Regions from separate parts of the Mus musculus genome. Here region 2 is linked to region 1. A link is a contact called in ENCODE Hi-C data. All regions are on one chromosome and are shown on one strand. Each heading gives the region's core, a stretch centred on a gene start or an enhancer-like site at or near the end of the contact. The rest is flanking DNA. Distances are from core to core; before and after follow the strand shown. Region 1 holds the start of Ric8b (RIC8 guanine nucleotide exchange factor B). Region 2 has its middle 41 kb from the start of Gm34633.

The links. A loop is a pair of places that touch in the nucleus more often than their neighbours do.
Region 2: a loop to region 1 is called in a map of heart, with 2.0 times the contacts of the local background. The contact joins the enhancer-like site here to the promoter of Ric8b in region 1. A Hi-C loop is called at or near these places in 4 of 37 maps with a recorded cell type or tissue (gastrocnemius, heart and left cerebral cortex).

The regions. Positions count from the first base shown.
Region 1 is chr10:84,915,603-84,920,609 of GRCm38, forward strand. It overlaps Ric8b (RIC8 guanine nucleotide exchange factor B), which reads left to right and starts at 2,011. Exons shown (of 10, transcript NM_183172.2): 1 at 2,011-2,223. The coding sequence starts at 2,140.
Region 2 is chr10:85,042,337-85,047,343 of GRCm38, forward strand. No RefSeq gene overlaps it. Among named protein-coding and RNA genes, the nearest start is that of Gm34633, 41 kb to the left of the region's middle. Within about 2 kb of position 2,200, at least 1 of the 3 ENCODE cell types and tissues checked has a DNase peak (open chromatin) inside an H3K27ac peak, as active enhancers do; it is heart, where a contact is called at or near this core.

The DNA.
Region 1 (5,007 bases), core at 761-3,260:
GCAGAGAGAGTTAGGTCCACAGCAGCGTGCTATTGCTATTGGAGGGAATATCGGGCCCTCGCTCTTTCCTGGATCTTTGCCTTCCAGCTGCCATGGAGTGAGCAGGTTTTTCTACTATGCCCTGTCAGGGAGCCATGAGGTACACTCTGGTCACAGGGAATAACACCAAGGAGCCATGGACAGAACCAAACGAATCTCTCTCTTTACTGATTGGCTTCAGCATCTGTTTCAATAACAACAAACAAAACCACAATCGTCTCCTGCTCTTCAATGACTGTTCAGCTGCATGGTCAATAAAATACTGGCTTCATGAAAAGTATAATCATCAGAAAATCCAAGCTCCATGGGCTCGGCGTCTACACTGTTTAAATCTCCCCAGATCTACTACAGGGTAACAGAAACCCAAGAAGATGAGTAAACACTTGTACATCTCTCCTTCCTCTTCAGCAAAGCTTAAGAGGCCCACGGGGAAGGCAACAAGGATGATTACTTGAGGGTAAAACGCTTGGAAATTTCTTGCAGAATTCATCTATTCTCTATGAGAGAGCCTGGGAGTGCAGAACAGGCTCCAGGTCCAAACTTAATATAAAAACTATGCATTTTAAATTTTCAAGACTGCTCATTTTAAAACAAGAACAGCAGGGCTGTTCATGGTGATGTCCACAAGAACAGACCACCCAGTAAGGTTGGGACTTGTTTTGGGAGCCACTGTATCCACACTGTATTGGATAATGCCCAGCAATGCACAAATTCTCAAATATTTAATTTTTTGAGATGTTGAGTGAACCCAGATGAAATGTAAGTGGCTGGCACAGAACTAACACTTGGAGAATATGTGCCTCCATCACCACTGACTCCATGGATACTCTGGTTGTGTGATATTTACATCTTTGGGAACGACCTGGATTCAAATCTCAACTTTCTCAATTACTAAGTGCAGAGCTAATTTCCCTGGGTTCAAATCCCAGGTATGCCTCATTAATTCTGAGCTTCAATTTCTTCATCTGGAAAATAGAAATAAAATATATATGTATATATGTACATACACACACACACACATATACATACATATAATATAAAATTATATATACATAATCTAATAATCTATCTCCAAATAATATCTATATAGATATATAGATCTCTCCAAATTTCTTTATCTGTTGTGATTCCTTAGGGTTCCACAAAGAACTGTGTTCAATTTCCCATGTTGCTGTAGCCTAGTGCATAACAGGACTGCAACCGGGTGAGGAGGGTGAGCATTCCAGAGACGGAAACCGCTAACTGAGCATAGAGGGAACTCAACCTGGCGCTGACAGCCACTACCAAGGGTCGGCCGTTTCGCCATCGTCAGTAAGTCCAACCAGCCGCGTCTAAGTGCAGGTCAGAAAAAAGAAAAAAATAAAAACCAAAAAAAAAAAAAAAAAAACCCAAAAACAAAAAACCCAGTTAAACCCCAGTTTAGACCCTCCCACCAACGAAGGGTCCCTCCGCCTCTGGCCTCCAGCGGTCGCAGGATTCTGGTTTCCGGCCTTTAGGGAACTACATTTTCCAGCATGCCCTCTGGAAAGAGGGAAGTCTTTTGCACTGGATGACTACCAATTCCGGCATGCTATTCAGTTCACTAATAACTCAGATGACAGCGTGGGATGAGCCCATTGCATGTCGGGAATTGTAGTGTAGAAGCGGTAGGCTCGCAGATGGGCGGGGAACAGCCCGCCAGTTCTCGTCCGCTATGGGGGAATGATTCATAGAGTGTTAGGAGAGACAGTTCTGCTCGTGGAAGCCCGCTGCGAAGCCCAACTCTTCCCCAAGGCTGGCAGACCTAGGGGAGTAGGCAGGGCCTGGGCCTGACTCAGTCTCTGGTGGCTCCTCAGGCCTCCACCAAGCCCCGGGCCTTGTCAGGGGAGGCCTCCGGGCGCCGGTTGCTGGGGGAGCGGTGACGTCGCGGGGTGAAAGTTGAGGGGCGGTGACGTAGGGCCTGCCCGGGCGGAGGCTGGCGGGTTGGAGGCTGGAGGGAGGGAGGGAAGGAGGGAAGGAAGGAAGCTGGGAAGGAGCGAGGTAGCGGGGGCGCGAGGCGTTTACCTGGGAGGCAGCGGCTGGGGCGCGCACAGCGGCTGCGGCTCCCCCGCACCTGCGGCCATGGATGAAGAGCGCGCCCTCTACATCGTCCGGGCCGGCGAGGCGGGGGCTATCGAGCGGGTCCTGAGGGATTACAGCGACAAGGTAAAGAACTCTGGCCCCGGGCGTTCGCTGTCTTGTCCCCCCTCCCCCCGGGCCGCCTTCGGGGCTTGCACTTCGCATCCTCCCCATCCCCCTCATTCCGGGGATGCGCATTGCTCTCCCCCGAAAACGTTTCCGGCTTGGGCATGCGTGTTTGTGCCCCCAGCCTTTCCCACTCGTTCATCCTGCATCTACCCATTGCCTCCACTATAATGCCCACTCCGATTTCTGGCCCAGCAGCCTGTCCTGTGGTCTTCTTCCTAAACGTGCAAGGCACACCCCCAGAATCTGTAGATGCGCGGCTGCCCAGTGCCCCGTTCCTGGATGCATAAAATGCATGCGAGGCTTTCTCACCTGTATAGTGTGAAAATACATGCTTCTCTGCATAAACACGGCCCTTGTCATGCACAAAACATATCAGCAACGATGGCAGGTCTTTGTGTACCTGTACCATTGTATGGTTTACCAGGCATTGATGTCTTTTATGTGATCTCCTTTGATATCCTCCAAGTGCTTATAAAGTAGATGGTATCAACCTTCCCATTTCATAGATGAGGAAACCGAGGTGCAAAGAACTGAAATCACGCCCCAAGGTCATGGACATATGTTGCAAGTGGGTAGAAAATCCAACTCCTAATAATACCTGTTATTTGTATCGCATTAACAGCTTTTCTGTTCATTATCTCATTTAATCTTGACAGCAATCCTGTGAGGTATTATCTGTGTTTTGCAATGGAGCCTCCAGATGGGCTAAGTAACTAGCCCAAGGTCATTCCTGGGAGCCAGAGCCTTCCCACCTAGGTTTTCAAACTATCCATTCACTGGTCTTTTGCTACAGTGATCGGTATCTTATTATTAATACCACTTTCATCTCTGGAGGAGCTCTCTCTCCAAGTACCATTAGATCTTCCTTTTCCTTTCAGCAGTTTCTCATGTTTGCTTTAATAAGTAGCCTACCTAACACCTTTAGGCTGTTTGGGAGACTTGTATGACTCTCTTCTCTGAAGACCCATCCATCACCAAGTTACACCATATACCTAACAGGTACCTTACTGTTCCTTTCCCCTGCCTATTTATCAGCCCTCTCTGAAAGAAACATGGCTGTATGCCCCTGTGGACCTTCTCTTCTGTGCCTACTACTCCGCTCTCATATATTTTGTATCAGTGAACTGCCTGTATGCCCATTTCTGCGCTTAGTAGAAAATACCTCCAGAAGAGACATACTTCTTGTTTTAAAAGAACCTTCATACCCACTTAATCTTCCCAGCAATCTAGTGAGGACAGTGAGGAGGATATTCCTCATTTCACAGAGAGTAACACTCAGGATAATAATGTCTTCCCAAAGTCACATACCCAATGAAAAATAAGACTGAGAGTTGAGTCTAGCTCTCCAACTCTAAGTCTAGTGCCTTTTTTTTGCTGTGATACATTCTTAGGTAGAATGCACGGACTGTACTCTAGTCATGTCTTAGCCCCTTCACCTGATAGGCTTTAGTGTTGATCATATCTGCCTAATTTAGGAGAAACTCATTTAATGCGTAGGTGTACATACTGCGTATATTGTATTATTTTTAACTTGATTTATTATTGCTTTCCAGAGAAGATATGGGGGAGCTTCAAGCTGATTTACAAAGAGAAGTATAATAGTTTGGCTATTGTGTTGAATGAACTTCTATTAACTGTTAATGTTTTTTTTAGCACTTACTATATGCCAGCTAGCTAACAATGATAGGAACCTTTTTTCCACAAGCCAGGGAGGAGGGAAAACCTACACTGGGATCTGAGTCCACTCTGCGCTCCGTTGTAGCTGAACAAATTAGGTCCCCTTTTTATTTGTTTCCTCCAATTTATCCCTTCCTCTCCCTGTTATTCCTTCAGGTTGGTTTCTTATCACTCATGGCTACGTCCTGTCAGAGCTTGGCTTCCCCTTTTCATATTGGAAATGTTTTCAGCGTTCTTAGGATCATCTTCTGTTGTTAAGGCAATGTCTTGAAAGGCTTCAGAGGATTCCTAGACACCTTTTTTTTTTTTTTTTTTTTTGGCCAAGCCAAGCCTGAGACTGTGCCGACTTGGTGTAGCTGGGAGCAGTTTCTGTGTCAGGAGAAAGCACTCATGTTTACTATCGGTTATAGTAGGAACCGTGCAGTAGGGCTTGGAGCACAAGAGTGCTGGGCCTCATGTTGCAATGCAGCACTGCCCCTCAAAGGGAGAACCGGATGGCATGACTAGGAAGGGGCTCTTTGCGTCCGTGGTCAGGCAGGAAGAGTAGAAGTAAACTGTCCAGATTCATGGTGTATGGGGTCTGAAACCCCCCAAAAGTAGATGGATAGCAGCCCTTCAGATTTCTTCTCTGGAAAAATGGCTTTGAAGCATGTAAGAGTAAGCAGTGGTTGTAGCTCTGAGGAGTCAAGCAGAAGAGGAATGAGCAGTATGGGGAGCCCAGTTCATGTTTGGCAGAGGAGCCTCTTCATGCTACCTTTTTTCTAATAAGCTGGTCCTTGCAAGGGTAGTAGAAAGAAGGTGGGATCTGGCATTAGGTGAACCTTGGTCCTAAGCTCAGCTCTGCTGGTAACAGCTTCGTGACTATGGATAAGTTATGTTGAGCCTCTGAGACCAGTTGCCTGTCTGTAAGGAGGGATTCAGACACCATTCTTTTTATTTATTGTGTGGATTAGATTAATTGAAGTCGAGTGCCAGGCACTAGGCACACCGTCATGAGGTAGTGTGCTCAGAGCCAGACTCTGGATGCTGATTCTCCATTTGTATGTGGACAAGCTCATGTTGCTT
Region 2 (5,007 bases), core at 950-3,449, 130 kb after region 1:
CCCTGTTCTCTTCACTTCTGCTCACCTGCCAAAGCAAAGCAAAGCAAAGCAAAGCAAAACAACAACAACAAAAACACAAAACAACTCTGGCCTGCAGGTGCCTGGCAGAGGCTGGGTAAGGCTATGCAGTGTCTGCGTCCTACTTTTTATCACCTCACAGGCTTGCTGGAGCCCACCATTGCTCCCATGGCAGCTCCAAGATCCCTTATATTCTCTAACCTGCTATGCTTAGCCAAGCCACAAGCCAGCTCCACTTACCCTGGCCCAGGTAGAAGGAATCCCTTTGCAGTCCCTGCCCAGAAGGCAGGAATACACAGGATTGAAGAGGCATGTTCCTCAGGACCCCAGGGAGTCCAGAGTACTGCATGCTCTGCTCTAGGGTCTGTGCAGTCCCTTCCCCAATCCTAACCTGTCATGACAATGCATGTCTGAGGCCTGAAGGGTGGCCCTGTGGAGCTGGCCACAGCTTGGATTCACAGCACTACTGGTGGTCACTGTGAAAGAAAGAAGGAGCAGCTGCCGGCTGGGGTTTCAAAAAGTGTTGGGTGCATAGTAGTTGCTCAATAATCACTCATTAAATTAAATGCACTTGAACATTTATCAATTTTCTAAGGAAATATTTTAGATTCATAGTGTGTGTGTGTGTGTGTGTGTGTGTGTGACAGGGTGGTAACGCAAGGAGAGGCATTGTAGGCTAAGCTTAAAAAAAACAACGAACAGAAAGTTCTTCTACATTAAAAGCGTTTCTTGGGGGCCATTGGGTCTTTAGTCTCAGCACTCCAGAGGCAGAGGTAGGTGGATCTCTGTGAGTTCAAGGCCAGCCTCGTCTACAGTGTGTTGCAGGACAGCCGTGGCTATGTAGAAAGAAGTATTCCTGGGTTTTAAGAGCTGGCTTGGGGCTGGAGAGATGGCTCAGTGGGTAAGAGCACCCAACTGCTCTTCCGAAGGTCCTGAGTTCAAATCCCAGCAACCACATGGTGGCTCACAACCATCCTTAATGAGATCTGACTCCCTCTTCTGGAGTGTCTGAAGACAGCTACAGTGTACTTACATATAATAAAAATAAAATAAATTAAAAAAAAAAAAGAGCTGGCTCAGGAGTTAAGAGTTCAAACAGCTCTTGCAGAGAGGCAGGGTTTGTTTTCCAGCAGCCTTGTTGATGAACTCACGACCTCTGTGACTCCAGCTCCCGAGGGTCTGAAGCCCTGCTCTAGCGCCCGAGGGAACCTACACACACGTGCGCATGCCCACACACAGATACAGCCACACACGCAATTAAAAAGAAAGTAAGTCTCTAAAAATATTATTTTTGCGCTGAATGTGATAGTCCATGCCTCTAATTCCAACACCTGGGAGTCTGAGGCAGGAGAATCAAAGTGATTTCAAGGCCAAAATGGGCTACATACAGTGAGTTCCAGATCAGCCTGAGCTATGGGTGAGACCCTGCCTCAAACAATAAAACAAATCTTTCACGAGAACTCTTTTTACTACAAACGGCTTTGGCTATCCTGTATTGTCTGACTGTCTGTAGGCATAAGTGCTAATTATTTTCTTATTTTAAAATTATCTTTCTGTAAAAAGCAATCGGCTTTTAGGCTTACAGTTTTAGTCTAAAAGAAGGACAGTTTGTATAGTACCTGGTCACAGCTGCATAAACGTTTTCTTTAAAACTTCACACTCTTTGCTTCTTTAAAACTGAGGGTAGGGGGTTGTTAGGAAACAGTGTGTCAACAGTTTCTTTCTTACAAAAAAAAAAAAATCGGTTGGATTGCCTGTTGTATAGGCAGTGTCTTTTGTTTAAAAAAAAAAAAAAGTTTTAACTCCACAGTGGAAAAACTAACATTGTCACTAGGATATGACGAAACCATGGAGAAGAACTAGAGATCTCGAGGCTCGGCAGAATGGCCGGCGGCATCTGGTCCCAGGCCCTTTCTCAACAGCCTTGTATGCCCTATTCAGAACGATTGTTGGCATGATGTAGACAAATTGACGCAAATTAGTTTAGCACGGGCTAGGCAAAGTTTAAGCTTGTTGAGCAACACACGTGGACCACATAGCAACAGCTCCCAACCCTGTGCACAAGTGCTGGATGCGAAGTTGGCCAGGACCCTGCTCAGCCAGAATGAAAGCGAATTGCAAATCACTGGTCAGGCCTCGGAAAGAAGACAAGGGGAGGGGGCAGGAAGCTGGCAGTGGAGACCGGAGCCCCCACACTGACCCTGAAGGCCCGGGTACAGAAAAAAATGTCTCCTGAAAGTGCCGCTGGCTATGCCTAACCCCCTCTCCCCCCAGCCTCCGGTTATTTCACAGCCACAAATCCTCAAAGGACTGGCCCCAAAGATTAAGGGGATTCCGCCACTTTCCTCTTTACTTTGGATTCAGATATTTCAAGACAATTCCTTTGGGGCTAGTGTCACACAGACCACCTAGAGGGACTTTCTAATTGTATTTACAGTAATTTAATTACACCAGGGACAGCTTCAGAAGGCAGGATTTACCAAGATCGATACTGTGGGTGCCGCTGGTAGGGTTTCGGATCTGTTAAATCAACAGGAAGAAGAAGGGGGGGGCACTTCAGAGCGTAGAAACCTTTGTAGATTTCCTTTTGGGGAGCACGGCTGGGTGGGTGGGTGATGGAGACGTTTGCCTGGGGTCAACAGCGTTCACGCTTTTGTTCACATTACTCTAGATTCTGTGCGTGAATTCTGCCCGCCTGCTCCCCACCCCCGCTTGCACCGCAGACAGGGCACCAGAAGTCAGCCTGCATTTAGTTCAACTATCTCTGGGTCTTGGGACTTGGTGAGCAGTTTCTCTCCAGCAGCAGAACTGAGTGGGAAACAGAAAGACACTTATTTGCATCCTCCTTCTTTTGAATTGTCATTTTCCAAACAAACAAACAAACAAAAACAAAACAAAACAAAAAGCTTTTACACAAAACATTAAAAAAATTTCCAATGTACCTATATGTAAAAAAAAAAATGCCGTAAATATTAAATCATTAAAAAGCAGGTGATCTGCATGCAATTCTGCTTTTAGATTGTTTGAGTAACTGGTCAGGTAAACTTGATGGCTGCTGCCTTTCCTTCTGGAGGGGTCTCGGCCTTCCCTTTTGAAATGGGAGGGAAGAGCCTGCCTTGATCCGGAGCTGGTCGGGGACTAAAAGCAGCACGCGCTTCTACTGCCCTCTAGCAGTCTGCCTGGGTTTATTAGCATCTAGATCTTTCTGAGGCACTCCAAGCGGGTCTCGGTGGAGGGGTGACAGCAGGAACACTAACTTCACTGGATATGTGCACATCTTCTAAGCTCTTAAATACATTCCGAGCAACGGGAATAAATATACAAACAAACACTTATGCGCTGAAAAAAAGTAGTCACGAAGATAATATACAGGGCATGATAGTTGAGGAGCGAATGGGAACCCTAGGGAGGAAAGAGAGGGAACGACCATGGTCAAAGCACAGGATACATGCACCTATACCTTAATAAAATCAGTATTGGGTAGAACGAATAAGAAACACGTTAAAAAAGAATGCTAGGGAACATTAAGAAGAATAGTTAAATAATCATATGCAATTTGACCTGGAACTATTTCTTTTTTTAAAATTAAACTATTTTATTTATTTACATTCCAAATGTTGCCCCCGCTTCCTGGTCTCCCCTCCCGAGTTCTTCACCCTCCTCTTTGCCTCTGAGAGAGTACTCTTCCACCCACCCACACCCTCCCTCACCCACACCTCCCCTTCCCCCATGATCCCCCTTCCTTAGGGCATCAAGTCTCTACAGGATTAGGCACATCCTCTCCCACTGAGGCCAGACAAGGCAGTCCTCTGCTACATATGTGCAGGGGGCTTGGACCAGCCCGTGTATGCTCTTTGGTTGGTGGTTTAGTCTCTGGGAGCTCCCAGGTGTCTGGGTTAGTTGGCACTGTTGGTCTTCCTATGGGGTTGCCCTCCCCTTCAGCTCCTTCAGTCCTTCCCCTAACTCTTTCTTAGGGGTCCCCGACCTCAGGACTTGGAACTATTTCTATCATGAACGAATGAATAAATGGTTTGGATTTGAGATCATAATAAGATAGTGAGGCTATGTTGCTGCTTTTGTCAAATAGAGAATGTTTTAAAAGTGGGGCAGGAAAGGAGATCTGCACACTGAGGGCCATCAATGTTTACTGTATAAGTCTATGAGGTGAGCCCTCCCCTCCCCCAATGAAATCTCCATTCAAAGTAGCAAGTATCTTCAGCTGTGTTTTACATCTGCTCGAGCAGCAGAATTCAAATTAAATGTGATGTTATGTGCACAGACTTCTCTCCCTGCATCTTTCCCCAGCTCTGTCCTGACAAAGGGATAGGTTGTGCTCTTTGTTTTTATGTCACCCGCAGGTTTCCATACATTAAAGGTATTGAAGTAAACGCTAACACCAAAGTGCGATTTGCCTGCTTGGTTGGCTCAACCGTTGTGAAGAAATCATGAGACACTGCCACCTGTTGGAGATGCCATGAATTATTTGCATTTTAGGCAAAACAATTTCCAGGTTCAAATTCAAAATCAGCTGTGGTCTCCTGATGAACTTACATGATGTTGAGTGTCTCCATTTTAACCCCTATGTCTCTCTGTCTGCTTTGTATCTTCTGATAGTCTTCACCATAGCTAAGTGCAGTGTGTGTACCTGCAGTCCCTGAAATCCAGCAGTTGAGGCCGAAGGATCCAGATAACCCAGGGACATCCTTGGCCTCATAGTGAGTCAACCCGGGCTAGATGAGACCCTGCCTCAAAAAAGAAAAACACCGTGTGTGTGTGTGTGTGTGTGTGTGTGTGTGTTTGTTGGGGGGGGGGGGGTTGGATTCACTGCTTCTCGGTCACGTGACACATGACACGTGACATGGGCTGCTTCCCTGTTCCACTTCATCACAGGCCCAGAAATACAAACCCAGACTACCATGGACTCATGGATTTGCAGTTTACTCATTTTGTTTACACTATCCTAAATGGATTTACATTTGCTGGGTGAAC